Linked DNA regions of Homo sapiens: region 2 is linked to region 1. A link is a loop called in an ENCODE intact Hi-C map of the cell type or tissue named here. Cell type or tissue: GM12878. All regions are shown on one strand.

Region 1 (8,000 bases):
CATGTTTTAACAAGCTCTCTAGTTAATTCTGATGCACGATGAAGTTGGAGAACCAGTCTTAGATCATAAAGTGAAATTTGAGTCATTTACTTTATTTCCTGAACTGATTCTTTTTACCCTCAATTTCAAGCCTATCTAGCTCCATACCATCATGGAAAACACTGAGCAAATGAACAATAAACTCACAGATACGCCAAGTGTTAAACAGTCTCAAGATCTGATCATCCAACAGTTGAAATCTCAAACAAGATTGTTAAAAATTTACTATGTGCCCTGACTTTAGTGCTGGTTTTATTCCATTAATGATGGCAATCACTACTTTCTTTCACTTGATCTTCTTTATGATTAACAGCATATATATGTCAAGCTGGTGAAATTGGCTTGACAATGAACTATGTGGCAATGGATCAGATGGCTCCAAGTAAGGATCATGTGCAACACCTGGCTTCAGAATTATCTGATAACCAGCTGAACAACCCTTTCTTTAATCGTGCTTGATTGCTTTAGACTACCCAGTCAGATAATGCATATTTCTAAGCTCAGTAAACAACTATTAATAAGAGAATATGCAAATTTAGCAGTAATTTTTAATTTATCAACTTTTTTGAATAAAGTACAGAGATGGAGGAAATGATAAATGAACTCTATTTTATTACATCTTGCCTACTTTTAACTTGTGATAGACCCATGTGCTAGGTTGTCTATTCAACAAAAAAAAATGGGGCTCAACAAAGTTAAGTGACTTGCCTTAAGTCACATAACTAATAACAGATGGAATCAGGTTTGAGATTGCTTAATCCCAAAGCCTATGATCTTTTCTTATAGACTGTAAAATCCAGAAGAATGGCAATTTGAATGTTTTTAACTTTTAATTTTGAAAAACTAATTTTAGATTTACTGTAAAGTTGTAAAAAAATGAAAGGTACAGCGTGTTTTCATATATCCTCCTCCTTGGAGCAGCCTGAGCTAATGTCCCTTTAAAAATGATTAATAAAATGATTTAAATAATAATTAAATATTACATGATTAAAAAAATTAAAAATAAATTAAGCTCAAGATCAAGATGGAGAAATCCATTGTAATGAGAAATAGAGCTTCCTCAAAGTTAGAGAGGGATTGAGGCTCAAAAAATTCACAGCAGTATAGAAACCAGATATATGTCTTCAAGTTCATGGCCTTAGGTTTTAATTTCTATTTAGGAAGAGTGGTACAGGACGTAAGTCCTTGAGTTTATGGAAGCAGGAAGGATTTCTTAATAATGAATGTAGGATGAGAGAATTCTCTATTGCAGGCTTATGGAGACAATTAGAATGCTTGTTGTTCATCTAGAAATTTGGATTAAAAAAAATCATCCACTAGAAAGTAGAATCCTAAGCCAATTCTCATCAATAAATAACAGCTCCTAGACACAGTAAGTACTCAAAATTTGCTGAATATTGAAGCATTTTACCAAAGGACACTCCTCTCCTCCATTCCCAAAGACTCCTGTGAGTGCTCATTTGCAAATGAAGTAATACATATGTCACTTATGACAAGTACCAGAAACATCAAGGCATCTGCTTCCCGGATAAAGTTGCACTTGGCCTTCATTTTGCCACAAAGCAAGGAGGTATGTGAGTCGTTTCAAGGAGCATGATACCACTGAGTGGCATTAGGGAGGCTAAGACCTGGCAGACACTGGCAGAAAGGCTCTAGTGCTCCCTGGCTTGGCTGGCAGCTTGGTACTTCTGATTTCCCAGCAGATGAGATGTCAGAGTCTGTGGACACGCACAGGGAGGAGCAGGTGTTGACCTCTGATCCACAGCCTTCTGGCATATTTCCTGTTTTTCTTCAATTGAAAAATCATTTATAGTAAATTGTTAACGTCCTCCTCATTCCATCCTGTCCCTAATGACACCTGCCGTTAGCCAGGGCTTCATATGGTACCACAAAGACAGTTTTCTCCCGAGAGAGAAGCAGAAATGTTACCTTTAAAGTTTGTTATATTTTCTATTCCCATATCTTAGCTTAGAGCATGAACACTTGCAGAATTATTATTATGTTTGAAAGAGAGAGATGCATTTATTTTAATGTAGCAGAAAAATCCAGAGTTCCAGATGGAAGAAAACAGCTTCCTGTAAGGCTTGGAATCTGACAGACCTGAGTATGAGCTGTAGCTGTGCGACTTCAGGCAAATTGCCTAACAGCCCTGAGTATCACATGTTCTCTTACCTGCAAAAGAGGAATAATATCTTCCCTGTATAGTTGGCTATTAATATAATATAATTAATTATTATATAATATAATTAATACAAAATATAAAGTAATATATGTATAACTTGTATACTGTTTATTAAAATAATTAATCTTTGTACTAGTTTACCTTTCTCTTTTCTCCTTTTCTTCCATCAGATAATCTTCATTGGTTCTGTAACTGAATTTGACGTGTTCCTTCTTTTGTTTTGTATGGTAAACTTCTAGTGATCTTCTTGAGATGGGGAAGGTGAGGACTAGACTTCATTGTTTCTTCCTCTGTGTAGTTGTCTCTGGGATGAAGTTATTTTCTTTCCATGGTCTTTAATGAGGATGATCACAGGATAAGTGAATACCCATTCACTATCTGTTGTGGGTATAATATACTCCACCTTTTCCTGAGACAAATCCTAATGCCCTGAAGAGAGTATTTGCTCCAGTTACTATTGCTGTGTAATGAATAACTCCAAACATTAGTGTTTTGAAACAATGGCAATATTTATTCTGCTCATCAATCCACAATTTGGGTAAGACTTGTTGGGGATAGCTCCTCTCTGCTTAATCTTGGGTCAGTTGAGGTGGCTTAAAGGATGATGGTTTGGATCATCTGAAGTTTAGTTACTCTTGTGTCTGGAGGTTGATGCTGAGAGGACTGTAGCAGTTGGAATATGGAATAGGTAGGGAGCCACAGGCAACTCTCTCTACCTTTATGTGATCACCTCAAAATAATCTCTCCAGGATGGCATCTTTGGAGTACCTGGGCTTCTTAACTGTGGACTCTAATCTCTCAAAACACATGTCCTGATAGAGAGCTGGGTTTAATTTGTATTATTTTTAGACTCACCCTTGGAAGGCATACAGCACTGCCTCTGCTACAGTACACAAATTGCAAATGAGCCACTAAGCGTGGCCCAAATTAGGTGAGGGAACTAGAAAGTACCTCTTACTTGGAGGAATATTCAAACTCTGAGAATTTTGTGGGACCAAAATTATTGATGTGGCCATTTTGGGACAATGCAATCTGTCACATGGTTTAAGCAGATTTTTAATGAAAGAGACTGAGCAATTGCTCCAAAGATTATATACTTTCTAGCTTCCTAACTTTCTCATATTGAACAAAGTTGGAAGCAAATTGTCTAAATAAGCAGTTCTCAAACTTAGGGTCCCTTAAAACTCTTAAGAAATTATTGAGGACCCTTAAGAGATTTTGTTTATGTGACTCATACCTCTCAATATTTATTACAGTAGATTAAAACTGAGAAATATTTAAAATATGTATTTATTTTAAAATAATAATTCTATTATATATTAACATAGATAACATTTTTAATGAAAAACAACTGTATTCCAAATAAAAATTTACTAATAAGAAAGTCATTATTTTACATTTTTGTAAATCCCTTTAATGTCTGACTTAAGAGGAGACAACTAGAACCTCATATCTGCTCCTATATTCAATTTGTTAAAATGTTATTTTGGTTGTTAAAGAGAGAAAAATCTAGACTCACAAAGTTATGTAGTTAGAATAGGGAGGTGTGTTTTAGTAAGTTCAGTAGACTGAGTGTGTCTCCTCAGAATTTATACAGGTTGAACATCCCTTATCCAAAACACTTGGACCCAGAATTGTTTCAGATTTCAGGTTTTCTTTTTATTTTGGAATATTTGTACTATACTTACTGGTTGAGCGTCCCAAATCTGAAAATATGAAATCTGAAATGCTCCAATGAGCATTTCCTTTGAGCATTATGTTAACACTCAAAAATCTCAGATTTTGGAGCATTTTCAATTTCAGATCCTCATATTTGAGATGTACAAGTGTATGTTGAAAGCCTTACCCCCAGTATGATGGTATTAGGAGCTAAGTCTTTTGGTAGATAATTAGTTCCCCTATGTGGTATTAGTTCTCCTATAAAAGAGACCCCAGAGGCCTCCTTCACCCCTTTCCACCATGTGAGAACACAGCTTCCAGAAGAGGGCTTTCACCAGACACCAAGTCTGCGCCACCTTGATCTTCTACTCCCCAGCCTCCAAAACTGTGACAAATAAATTCTATTGTTTATAAGCTACCCAGCCACGGTATTCTATTATAGCACCTTGAATGGATTAACAATAACTTAGACCACTCAGATAACTGGATATACTGCTTTGATACTACACCAAAACTCAACAAGTTTCCTAAAGGTTAGTTGCAATATAGAATCTGAAACCTTACCAATGAGTCTACATACCTGAGAGAGAATAAGAGTGAAAAAAAAACAAAAACCAAATGACATCTTAATGTTACTATAAAAATAGCTTTGCCCTTACAGACTTCCTGAAAGTGTCTTGGGAACCCCCAGGGAGCCTGAATCACACTTGAAGAAACACAGACTATGATTTGTCAACAATTCTCCCCAGGCTTTTGACAATTGCCTCATATTGGCCTCTCAGTTCCTCTTTTTATGATTTTCTTTCTGAAGCCTTTTCTCTTTGTCACCAATTCATCTATTATCCCTCCCTTCCTCCCCATCACCCACTGTCATCTCCCTGTTGAACTTATTAAGTCTATAACCCCATCATTGCTGACTAGGGTCTTATAAATGTCATCACTTCAGGCTGTGAGTGTCAGCTGCATTTTTCTACCTACAGTTACTGGTGCACTTACAGAAGGGTTTAATGGGCTGGGTCTAGGTGACTCAGGTATCAATGGCTCATATGGGGACAGGCTTAAACTCTGGTCCCCTGAAAAGGGAGGGACAAGGTAGAAATGGTGGGGGTCTTTCATTATGGGTTTTATCTACTTTTCCTCTCAAGTAATTATAATCAAACATATCTCTTTTACCATTCTAGCATAGAATTACAATTTCTATTCACTTTATAACCTCTTACATGTTTTTATTATATTTTTGAAATTACTTTGTTTACTTGATTAGTGTTTCTCTTCCCCAGGAGCATGTCAGCTCTATGAGGGAATAGGCGATGTCCTTAATTATTTTATTCCCAGTCTTTAGGATAGTTCCTAGTACATAGTAGGGCTTCAATAAATATTCTATAAATAACTCTCTCCACTGAGAAGGTTAGATGTCCTTGTGAAAACCTCCTATATGGTACATAAAAATTTATATGCCTCTTATATTCATGACTATTCTTTTGTAGCAGATTATCTCAGGCTTACTTGGAGAATGTTTACAATGAAAGACTATATAATAGAGTGATAAAGAGCCAGACTATGAACCTGAGATACCCAGGTTCAAATCCTGGCTCTCAGGGCCAGGCATGGTGGCTCACATCTGTAATCCTAGCACTTTGGGAGTCCAATGTGTGAGGATTGCTTGAGGCCAGGAATTCAAGAACAGCCTGGGCAACATAATGAGGTCCCATCCCTACAAAAAATAAAAAATTAGCCAGGCATGATGGTGTGTGCCTATATTCCTAGCTACTGGGGAGGCTGAGGTGGGAGGATCACTTGGGCCCAGGAGTTGGAAGCTGCAGTGAGTTATCCACTGCTGCACTCCAGCCTGGATAACAGAGCAAGAACCTGCCTCAAAAAATAAAAATAAAAATAAGCAATTGTGGCTGTCTCAATTTTCAGCTTTGTGACCCTGAGTAAGATGCTTTGCCCCTTTCTCTCTGTAAAATGTGGATGCTAATACTACCAGCCTTATAGTGTAATAGTGAGTCAAATTCTTAGACAAGCACCTGTCAGCTAGGTACATGTTTACTGTTGCTATTAAGTGCTCCTGCTTGTGTTTCACCATGCTTTTTGGATAACGAAGAATGCCATGCTTTTTTTCTAATTTCTGGGAGGGAGCAGCAGAGGTCTATCCTGTTCTCCACTAATAACAGACAGCTGTTTTTCTTTCCAGGATATTATTCCCTGTATCTACAGCTTAGAGGTGGTACATGGTCCTGGAGGTTGTAAAACCATGAAACCACATTGAGGACAAGGCATGTAACCATGGGTATCTAGAGTGGTGAAAGAAAGCCTATGAATGACAAGAACCAATACTAATAGCTAATTTGCTTTGTGTTTTTACTATGTGATATACACTGTCCTAAGCAAAAAACTAAATGTAAGTTAATATTTATTTTACTTGTAATTAAATTTTACTTGATTTAATTATCACAAGAAGCTGATGAGGTAGGAACAATTAATATCTCGATTTTTAAAGATGAGGTTACTGGGATACACAAAGTAAAATACTTCACACGAAGTTACATAGGCTAGGATTCAAACTAAGCTTGTTTTGTTTCCATATCCATGCTATTAACCATTGTGACATTAAAAAAAATTCCTGAGTACCTTCTATTCTGTGGATTGATAGCTGCTCAAATTGGTGTAGGTCCAGGAAGAAGGAAATATGAACAGGGGCCTTCCCTAGACCAAAATAACTACTAGGCAAGTGAGAGTTCCTTGGACCATAAATCTGAGGTGTGCACAGCCATGATTCTCCCCTCTTCTTCTTGGCTTGGGAAAACAGACACATTTTTCACTTACCTCTGGGTGAAAACAGGACAAACATTTGTGATGTGCATTTCAGCAAATGTGCATGGTCTCTTACTAACAGTAAAATGAGAAACTGGGATGCTGTCATGAAGCAATCTGCAAAGTCACTTTGGGATTGAAAACCAAGGTGCATCTAATTATGAACACTATTGCTACTGTTAAGCAAAAGTAAAGGAAGAATCAGCTCTGGAAAACAGAGAGGCATCTTATGGTAATGAAATGGTCACTTGTCAGCCATTAAGTCTAAGAAATATGTATAAACAAAGGACATAAAGAAACAATCAATTTCCCTTAAGGTCTGGCTAGGAAATGACTGTACTTCACAGATAATTGCAACCTGAGTGATATTTTATTCCTCTCAAAGCATGTGAAATGATTTTGTCATTGGTATTATTTTAATGAAAGAAACACATTACCTCCAATTAATGCAGGTTAATTTTATGTTTACCTGCTTTCCAAAGGAGATTCTAGGCTATTTAATGAAAAGCAGTGTTCTTCTCCAGAGAGGAAATTGATGATATATTTTGGTCTTAGATAACTCCCAGTTGCTATGGAAGCATGAAACTTTGTACATCTTGGGGTATAATGTAGTACCCTGGAAAGATCACTAATATGTCCTGCTTCTCATCCTAATTGATGTCCAAATGCTTGTATGATTTGATCAATTTCCTTCTGTGTAAACTAACAGGAATGTTCTGTAAGTAAATTTCTACGTAGCTCTTAAGTTCTAGGTTCTTTCTGAGATTATGTTATCAAAACACAATGAAAGAAGCAATATTGGAGCCTCTGGTATTGTTAGCCCACCTTTAACACTACTCCTATGGCCCTATCTCAACACTCCATCTCAGGCTCCCCACTCATGTGATGGAGGAGGGTACAGGAAAACGGGAGATGTTTGGCAAAGGGCACAAAATCTTATTTAGACAGGAGAAAAAAGTTTCATTGAACTATTGAATGGCATGGTGACTATAGTTAATAATAATGTATATTTCTAGTTGCTAAAAGAATAGATTTTACTCTAAAAGTTTAGCCTAAAGAGTGAATTTAGTGTTACTTGCCTTCAAGTGTTCTCACCACAAACAAACAAAAAAAATGACAAGCATGTAAGGTGATTGACGTGTTAATTAGCTCAATTTAATCATTCCATGATGTATGTATGTGTGTGTGTGTATATCTATATATATATATATATATGACAATGAACCCCATAGATATATACAATAAAAAACTCGATGTGGTTTTTGATCAGTAAGCACATTTATAAATCATCTAGTTTTAATAC
Region 2 (8,000 bases), 320 kb before region 1:
CAGCAATGAGATGCTACTACACACCTACTAGAATGCCCAAAATCTAAAGCACTCACAATACCAATTGTTGGAGAGAATGAGTGGCAGTAAGAGCTTCCATTCATTGCTGGGAGGAGTGCAAAATGGTAGAGCCACTTAGGAAGGCAGTTTGGCAGTTTCTTATAAATGTAAACATAATCTTACCATATACCTGCTCCTAGGTATTTACCCAGTTGAGTTGAAAACTTATTTCCACATAAAACCTACACATGTGTATTTTAGCAGCCTTATTCATAATTGCCCAAACTTGGAAGCAATTGAGATGTCCTTCAATAGATAAATGGATAAACAAACTGTGGGACATCCCTACGATGGAATCTTATTCAGTGATTAAGAGAAATGAGTTATCAAGTCACAAAAAGATATGAAGAAACTTTAAATGAATATTGCTAAGTGAAAGAAATCAGTCTGAAAGGCTACTTCCTGTATTATTCCAACTACGTGACACTCTGAAAAAGGCAAAACTATAAAGAGAATAAAAAGACCAGTAGTGAGTGAACCTTAATGTAAACTATGAACTTCACTTTATAATATATATTAATATTATTTTATTAATTGTCACAAATGCACCACACTAATGCAAGATGTTACTAATGGAAGAATGTGAGTACAGGGGAGAAGTATATAAGAGCATTCTGTATTTTCTGCTACATTTTTCTGTAAATCTAAAACTATTTTAAAACCAAAGTTTATTATATTTTTAAAAGAAATATGTTAATTTCACAGATGAGAATCTAAGGCTTGGGGCTCAAAAAGATAAAGTAGCTTGATGAAAGCCACTCTGGGAACAATTGCTGTGGAAGTAGATTACTGAGGTGAGAACTCAGGACAGAGGCTCAAAATAGAGACTAGTTTTCTTCAGACTTAAACCAACAAAGATCAGAAAAGACAAAGAAGGGCATTACATAATGGTAAAAGGTTCAATTCAACAAGAAGAGTTAACTATCTTAAATATATATGCATCCAATACAGGAGCAACCAGATTCATAAAGCAAGTTCTTAGAGACATTTAAAGACACTTAGACTCCCACGAAATAATAGTGGGAGACTTTAACACCCATTAACAATAATAGACAGATCATTGAGAAAGAAAATTAAAAAAGATATTCAGGACCTGAGCTCAGCTCTGGATCGAATGGACCCGATAAATATCTACAGAACTCTCTACCCCAAAACAACCAAATATATATTATTCTCACCACATAGCACTTACTCTAAAATCAATCACATAAACGGAAATAAAACACTCCTCAGCAAATGCAAAAGAACTGAAATCATAACAAACAGTCTCTCAGACCATGGCACAATCAAATAAGAATTCAAGATGAAGAAATTCACTCAAAACCATACCATTACATGGGAACTTAATAACCTACACCTGAATGACTTTGGGGTAAATGATGAAATTAGGGCAGAAATGAAGAAGTTCTTCGAAACGAATAAGAGCAAAGATACAATGTACCAGAATCTTTGAGACACAGCTAAGGCAGTATTGGGAAAGAAATTTATAGCAAGATATGCCCACATCAAAAAGCTAGAAAGATCTCAAGTTAACAACCTAATGTCACAACTGAAAAAAACTAGAAAACCAAGAGCAAACAAATCCCAAACCTAGCAGAAGACAAGAAATAACTAAAATCAGAGTTTAACTGAAGGAGATAGAGACACAAAAAACCATTCTAAAGATCAACAAATCCAGGAGCTGGTTTTTTGAAAAAAAAAAAAACATAATAATAATAATAAAATAGATGGACCACTAGTTAGATGAATAAAGAAGAAAAAAAAAGATTCCAATAATCACAATAAAAAATCATAAGGGGGATATTACCACTGACCCCACAGAAATACACACAACCATCAGAGAATATTATAAACACCTCTGTGCACATAAACTAGAAAATCTAGAAGAAATGGATAAATTCCTGGATGCATACACCCTCCCAAGACTGAACCAGGAAGAAACTGAATCCCTCAATAGACCAATAATGAGATCTGAAATTGAGGCAATAATAGTCTACCAGCCATAAAAAGGCCAGGACCAGATGGGTTCATAGCTGAATTCTACCATATATACAAAGAAGAGCTGGTACCATTCCTACTGAAACTGTTCAGAAAAATCCCTAAGTCATTCTGTGAGGCCAGCATCACCCTGTTACCAAAACCTGGTAGGGATACAACAAAAAAAGAAAAACTTCAGGCCAATATCCTTGAAGAATATAGATAAAAAATCCTCAACAAAATACTTGCAAATTAAATCCAACAGCACGTTAAAAAATGTATTCACCACGATCAAGTAGGCTTCATCCCTGGGGTGCAAGGTTGGTACCACACACACAAATCAGTAAGTGTGATTCATCACATAAACATAACTAAAGACAAAAACCATGTAGTTATCTCAATAGATGCAGAAACGTCTTTCAACAAAATTCAACATCCCTCATGTTAAAAACTCTCAATAAACTAGGTATTGAAGGAACACACCTCAAAATAATAAGAGCCATATGTGACAAACCCACAGCCAACGTCATACTGAATGGGCAAAAGCTGGAAGCATTCTCCTTGAAAACTGGCACAAGACAAGGATGCCCCCTCTCACCACTCCTATTCAACAAAGTATTAGAAATTCTGGCCAGAGCAATCAGGCAAGAGAAAGAAATAAAGGGCATTCTAATAGGAAGAGAGGAAATCGAACTATGCCTGTTTGCATATGACATGATTCTATATCTAGAAAACTGAATAGTCTTAGCCCAAAAGCTTCTCTTTTTTTCTTTTTTGAGGCAGAGTCTTGCTCTGTCACCCAGGCTGCAGTGCAGTGACGTGATCTCAGCTAACTTCAACCCTTACCTCCCAAGTTCAAATGATGCTCATGCCTCAGCCTCCGGAGTAGCTGGAATTACAGGCGTATGCCACCATGCCCGGCTAATTTTTTTTTTTTTTTGTATTTTTAGTAGAGACAGTGTTTTGCCATGTTGGCCAGGCTGATCTTAAATTCCTGGTCTCAAGTGATCCACCCATCTTGGCCTCCTAAATTGCTCATATTACACGTATGAGCCACTGTGCCTGGCCCAAAAGCTTCTTAAGCTGATAAACAACTTTAGCAAAGTTTTGGGATACAAAATCAGTGTTCAAAAATCACTACATTCCTATACATCAACAACAGGCAAGCCAAAAGCCAAATCAGGAACAAACTCCCATTCACAATTGCCACAAAAAGAATAAAATACCTAGAAATAACAGCTAACAAGGGAAGTGAAAGACCTTTACAAGGAGAACTACAAAGCACTGCTCAAAGATACTGGTGATGACACAAACAAATGGAAAAACATCCTATGCTCATGGATAGGAAGAATCAATATCATTAAAATGGCCATACTGCCCAAAACAATTTATAGATTCAATGCTATTACCATTAAACTACCATTGACATTCTGCACAGAACTGGAAAAAACTATTTTAAAATTCGTATGAAACCAAAGGAGATGGCTGTGCCTTAGTCAGGAGTAGGCCTAGGTGGCCTTCTGGCACAGCATGACTCAGTGGGTTTGGAGCACAGGCACACAATTGTGCACATTATGTAACCACACCACATAAGGCACATGTAACCACTCATGAGAGCTTGTGCTTGGATCAGAGCCACTATTGTCTGTAAAAGGTGTAACTATCCTGCTGATGCTGTACCTACAGCTTGCACCCAGAAAGAGAATAAAGCCATGTTGCAACTGCCTACGATTCCTCAAGCGGTCTTTCAGCTACCTGCCACTCACACACCCACTCTCCTTGGACCTCAGCTTGGGCTAGAACCTGACACTTGGCATAGTTGGCAGGATCCCGAGGTGAGTGAGCCTTGGCACCACTGATTCTGGGTCGACCATGTGGCCACAACATGGGTTGTGGTACCTGGTGGTAGCCATGCTGCAAGGATGGGCCCTAGCGGAAACCTGGGTGGTGGTCGATGGGTCACCCATGAGTGTGGAAAATGCGCTGAAGCAGCTGGAAGCACAGAGCACTGAGAAGGAGCGAACCTTTGCCAGCAGAGTTGGATGGGCATTTTTCACTGTGTTACGAGAAGTGCATACCCAGTCCCTGAGGGATAAAGCTCAGGTAAGGGACCTCCAGGCACAGGCGGGGTGCATGGAGTCCCCGCTACAGAGCTTGGAGAAAAAATTAGAGTCTGACATGAATGCAAGCCTGGGTCCGCCGTCTTGGCTGGAGGTCCGCACTCAATCTGATACTGAGGAGGAAGAACCCCTGTTGCAGGCTCACCCAGTGGTTTGTCAGAAAGTAGACCATGAACAGCCTGTGGGATCCCAAGGGCGGGCTCAAGGACCCCCCATCGTAACAAAACACACTTCATATATTGCCTATACCCCAACTGAGTTGCGGAAATTAGGCAAGCAGTGCCGCCAGCGTCTAGGGGAACCCCTGCCCGCCTGGATGCTTTGTCTGTGGGACGAGGGAGTAGATAGTATCTCCTGTTCTGCCTCTGAGATGGAAAAGCTGGCCTCTATCATGACTCATTCCTCCCTCAGTCAGCGGTTGCAAGTGAGCAGGCAGTTAGCAGCAGGGCAAGGTGACCACATCCTGATTCAGGCTGCTATGAGCAGCCATATGGACTGTGTGGAACAATGCCAGGGAAATACCCAAAATTGTGAGTAAATGGCAGTCGTATGTCGATTTGGTGCAAGTCATCTGGGTGATGGGTATGCGGCAGGCTGTTTGACCTGAATACCCAAGGGCCAGATGATGAATGTTTCACGCCCCAAATGAGGGATCTCATGTTGGGTTCTGTACCTCTGAGTGCCTTTGGCTCCCTAGCTGCTGTCCTCACCCTGTACACAGGGCACCACATACATGAAATGACCACTGGTATGGTAGCTCTTGGGAAAGCAGAGGGCCGTCAGCAGGACTGAGGGGTCCACACCTTAAAGAAGGGGAAGATGCCCTGCCTGCAGGGGGCTCCCCCATGGAAGAAAAGGGGACCCCAATGAGTGGCACGCTCACAGATGTGAGCCAAGATTTAATCTTGGCTGGGGTTGACTGAGAGAAAATTGATAAGCAGCCCACGGAAGTACTATTAACTTTGTGGAGGCAATTGTCTCCAGAGCAGCAATTCCAGAAAATGCCCAAGGAGGAGAAGGACATTGCTGTGTGACCCAGTCTTGCCTGGGCGCTCCAGCTCATAGACTACTTGCTACAGCCAGACAGAAATGTAGAGCCTTTTCTGTTTGATTAGAGAACTGGCTGATGTGCTCTGCTTGCGGGGACATGAGATGACCAGAGGCCACATGTGGAGTTGGCAATCCTCTGGTCCCCCACCAATGTACAGCAGATGTTGCTGCTGGTAGATACTGATGCAGATTGTAGCCTTGTTTATAGGAACTTGGATAAGTTTCTGGGCAAGGCTACATACATTGATGGTTATGGAGGCTGGTCAGTGAAAGTGAAACCTGTATCTCTGTACCTCAGCACTGGCCGCTTGGCTTCTCACTTATACACTATGTATGTCTCCCCCATACCTGAATGCATTATGTGGGTGGACATTTTACATGGCCTGGTATTACAAACCATGGCTAGAGAATTCAGACTCTGAGTGCGTGTGGTGAAGCTGGTGCTATGCGGACATATGCATCACTAGCCTCATGTCCTGCCACAACCCCAACAGGTTACTTCCACCCATTAATACCATTTGCCAGGTGGGCATACAGAGATAGCTGAGACGATCAAAAAGCTGGAGGAGCTGCAGATAGTGCGTGGTATCCACAGCCCCTACAGTTCTCCAGTGTGGCCAGTTAGAAAGGCTGATGGAACTTGGCGGATGACGGTGAACTATCGGGAATGGAATTAAGTAACACATCCTTTGCATCAATCATGGATTTGACAGACCATTTGATGATGGAACTGGGACAGTACCACTATATAGTGGACTTAGCCAATGCATTTTTCTTCATCGACATTGACATCACTCCAGTCCGCCTTCACATGGAAAGGGTGACGATGGACTTTTACAGTGTTGCTGCAGGGCTATGTGCATAGCCCCACCATACGTCATGGTCTTGTTGCCATGGATTTAGCCATCTGGCAATGTCCATAAGTGGTCCACCTATTCCATTATACTGATGATATTATGTTAACCTCTGATTCTCTTGCAGATTTAGAAGCAGTGGCACCCCTCTTGCAGCAACATTTGGCAGCATGTAGTTGGGCTGTCAACAAATCCAAGGTCCAAGAAATCCAAGGTCCAAGGTCCAAGGGCCTAGATTATCTGCCAAATTCTTGGGAGCTATCTGGTCAGGTAAGACAAAAGCCATCGCAGAGGCTATCATTGTTAAAATTCAGGCGTATCCTCATCCCACCACAGTGAACAAGTTACAAATGTCTGTGGGCCTTCTGGGATATTGGCGGGCATTTGTCCCCCATTTAGCTCAAATGACAAAACCGTTGTATCGATTAACAAAGAAGGGAACTACCTGGGATTGGGATGATGCAACTGAGACCACCTTTCTGACAGCCAAGTGGGCTATTCAGCTGGCACAAACCCTACGGGTAGTTGACCAGGGGCATCTGTTTGAGCTGGATGTGCATGTGGCCACAGATGGTTTCTGCTGGGGCTTATGGCAGTGCACGGGGCACTTGAGAATGTCAGTAGGCTTTTGGTCTCCACTATGCAAAGCAGCTGAGCTCTGGTATTCCTTAATAGAGAAACAGCTAGCAGCTGTATATGCAGCTCTTCAAGCTTGTGAGAATGTGACAGGACAGGCTTCAGTCATCATGCGTACGACTTACCCCATAGTGGGATGGGTGCGTTCATGGGTAATGACCCCCTGGACTAGGATGGCGCAGACATCCACTTTAGCAAAGTGGGTGTCTACTTAGAGCAACAGAGTACTCTGAGTACAAATCCCTTAGCGGTAGAGCTGCAAGAGGTCTTGGGACCTATAGTCCTAATGCAAGAGAAGGCCATGGGTCAGCCTGAGGTACACTTGGACCCTGAGCCATCACCATTCAAAGAAGGGTGCCCCCCCATTTCCGACAGAGCATGGTACACAGATGGGTCTAGCTGAGGTGCTACTGCTGCCTGGACCACTGTTGTAGTCCAGCCTAGTATTGACACTATATGGTTTGAAACCAGGTGTGGGCAGAGTAGCCAATGGGCTGAGTTTAGAGCAGCATGGATGGTAATCACCAAAGAGGAGACTCCTGTGGTAATCTGTGTGGATAGCTGGGTCATCTATTGAGGCTTAATCTTGTAATTAACCGCTTGGAAAATACAGAATTGGCTTGTTGGCCACTGACCCATTTGGAAATGGGTCAATTGACATATGACAAGCCGTGTGGAAATACCTCTGGGAAATAGGTCATTAGAAGGATGTGACTATTTATCATGTGTCAGGCCATATGTCTTTGGCCACCCCTGGTAATGATGAGGCTGAGGGCTTAGCCAAGGTCCAATGGTTAGAGTTGGTACCTACACGAGATGCGGTCTTGTGGCTACATTGGAAACTGGGACATGCAGTGGGTAAACTGATGCAACAGGTCAATAAGCGTTGGGGTTTGTCCCTGCCCACACAAGATATTTGGGAGGCTTGTCAGAAGTGCCTGGCGTGTACTCACGCATACCTTAAATGGAGGCAGCTGCCCAGTGTTACACAACAAGTGACAATAGGGTCAGTGTCCTTGACAAGGTGGCAAGTAGACTACATTGGGTTGCTGCTGAAGTTGCAAGGGTATACGCATGCACTAACAGCTGTGGACATGGCCACAGGACTGTTCTTCACCTACCCTTGGAGGATGGCTGATCAACAGCACACCATCTGGGCCCTGCAACACTTATGTGCCCTGTATGGTTGCCCTCTGGCTGTTGAGAGTGATAGTGTTGAGACATTTCACTGTATAACAGGTACAACAATGGGCATAACAAATGGACATAAAGTGGGAATTCTATTTGCCATACAACCTGCAAG

What was found. Hi-C counts contacts between places; a loop is a spot of excess contacts. Peaks named below come from ENCODE experiments on the same cell type or tissue, not always from the same donor. Only the 100,000 strongest peaks of a DNase experiment are listed, where the experiment ranks them.
Region 2: it touches region 1 in a loop (10-fold over the local background); 1 of 110 quality-filtered maps calls a loop at or near these places.

What each region holds. Positions count from the first base shown.
Region 1 is chr2:198,910,498-198,918,497 of GRCh38, reverse strand. No RefSeq gene overlaps it. Among named protein-coding and RNA genes, the nearest start is that of LINC01923, 540 kb to the right of the region's middle. In GM12878, no CTCF peak of the experiment used is centred here; a DNase peak (open chromatin) is centred at 4,607; H3K27ac peaks cover 399 bases.
Region 2 is chr2:199,225,936-199,233,935 of GRCh38, reverse strand. No RefSeq gene overlaps it. Among named protein-coding and RNA genes, the nearest start is that of SATB2, 230 kb to the left of the region's middle. In GM12878, no CTCF peak of the experiment used is centred here; a DNase peak (open chromatin) is centred at 4,615.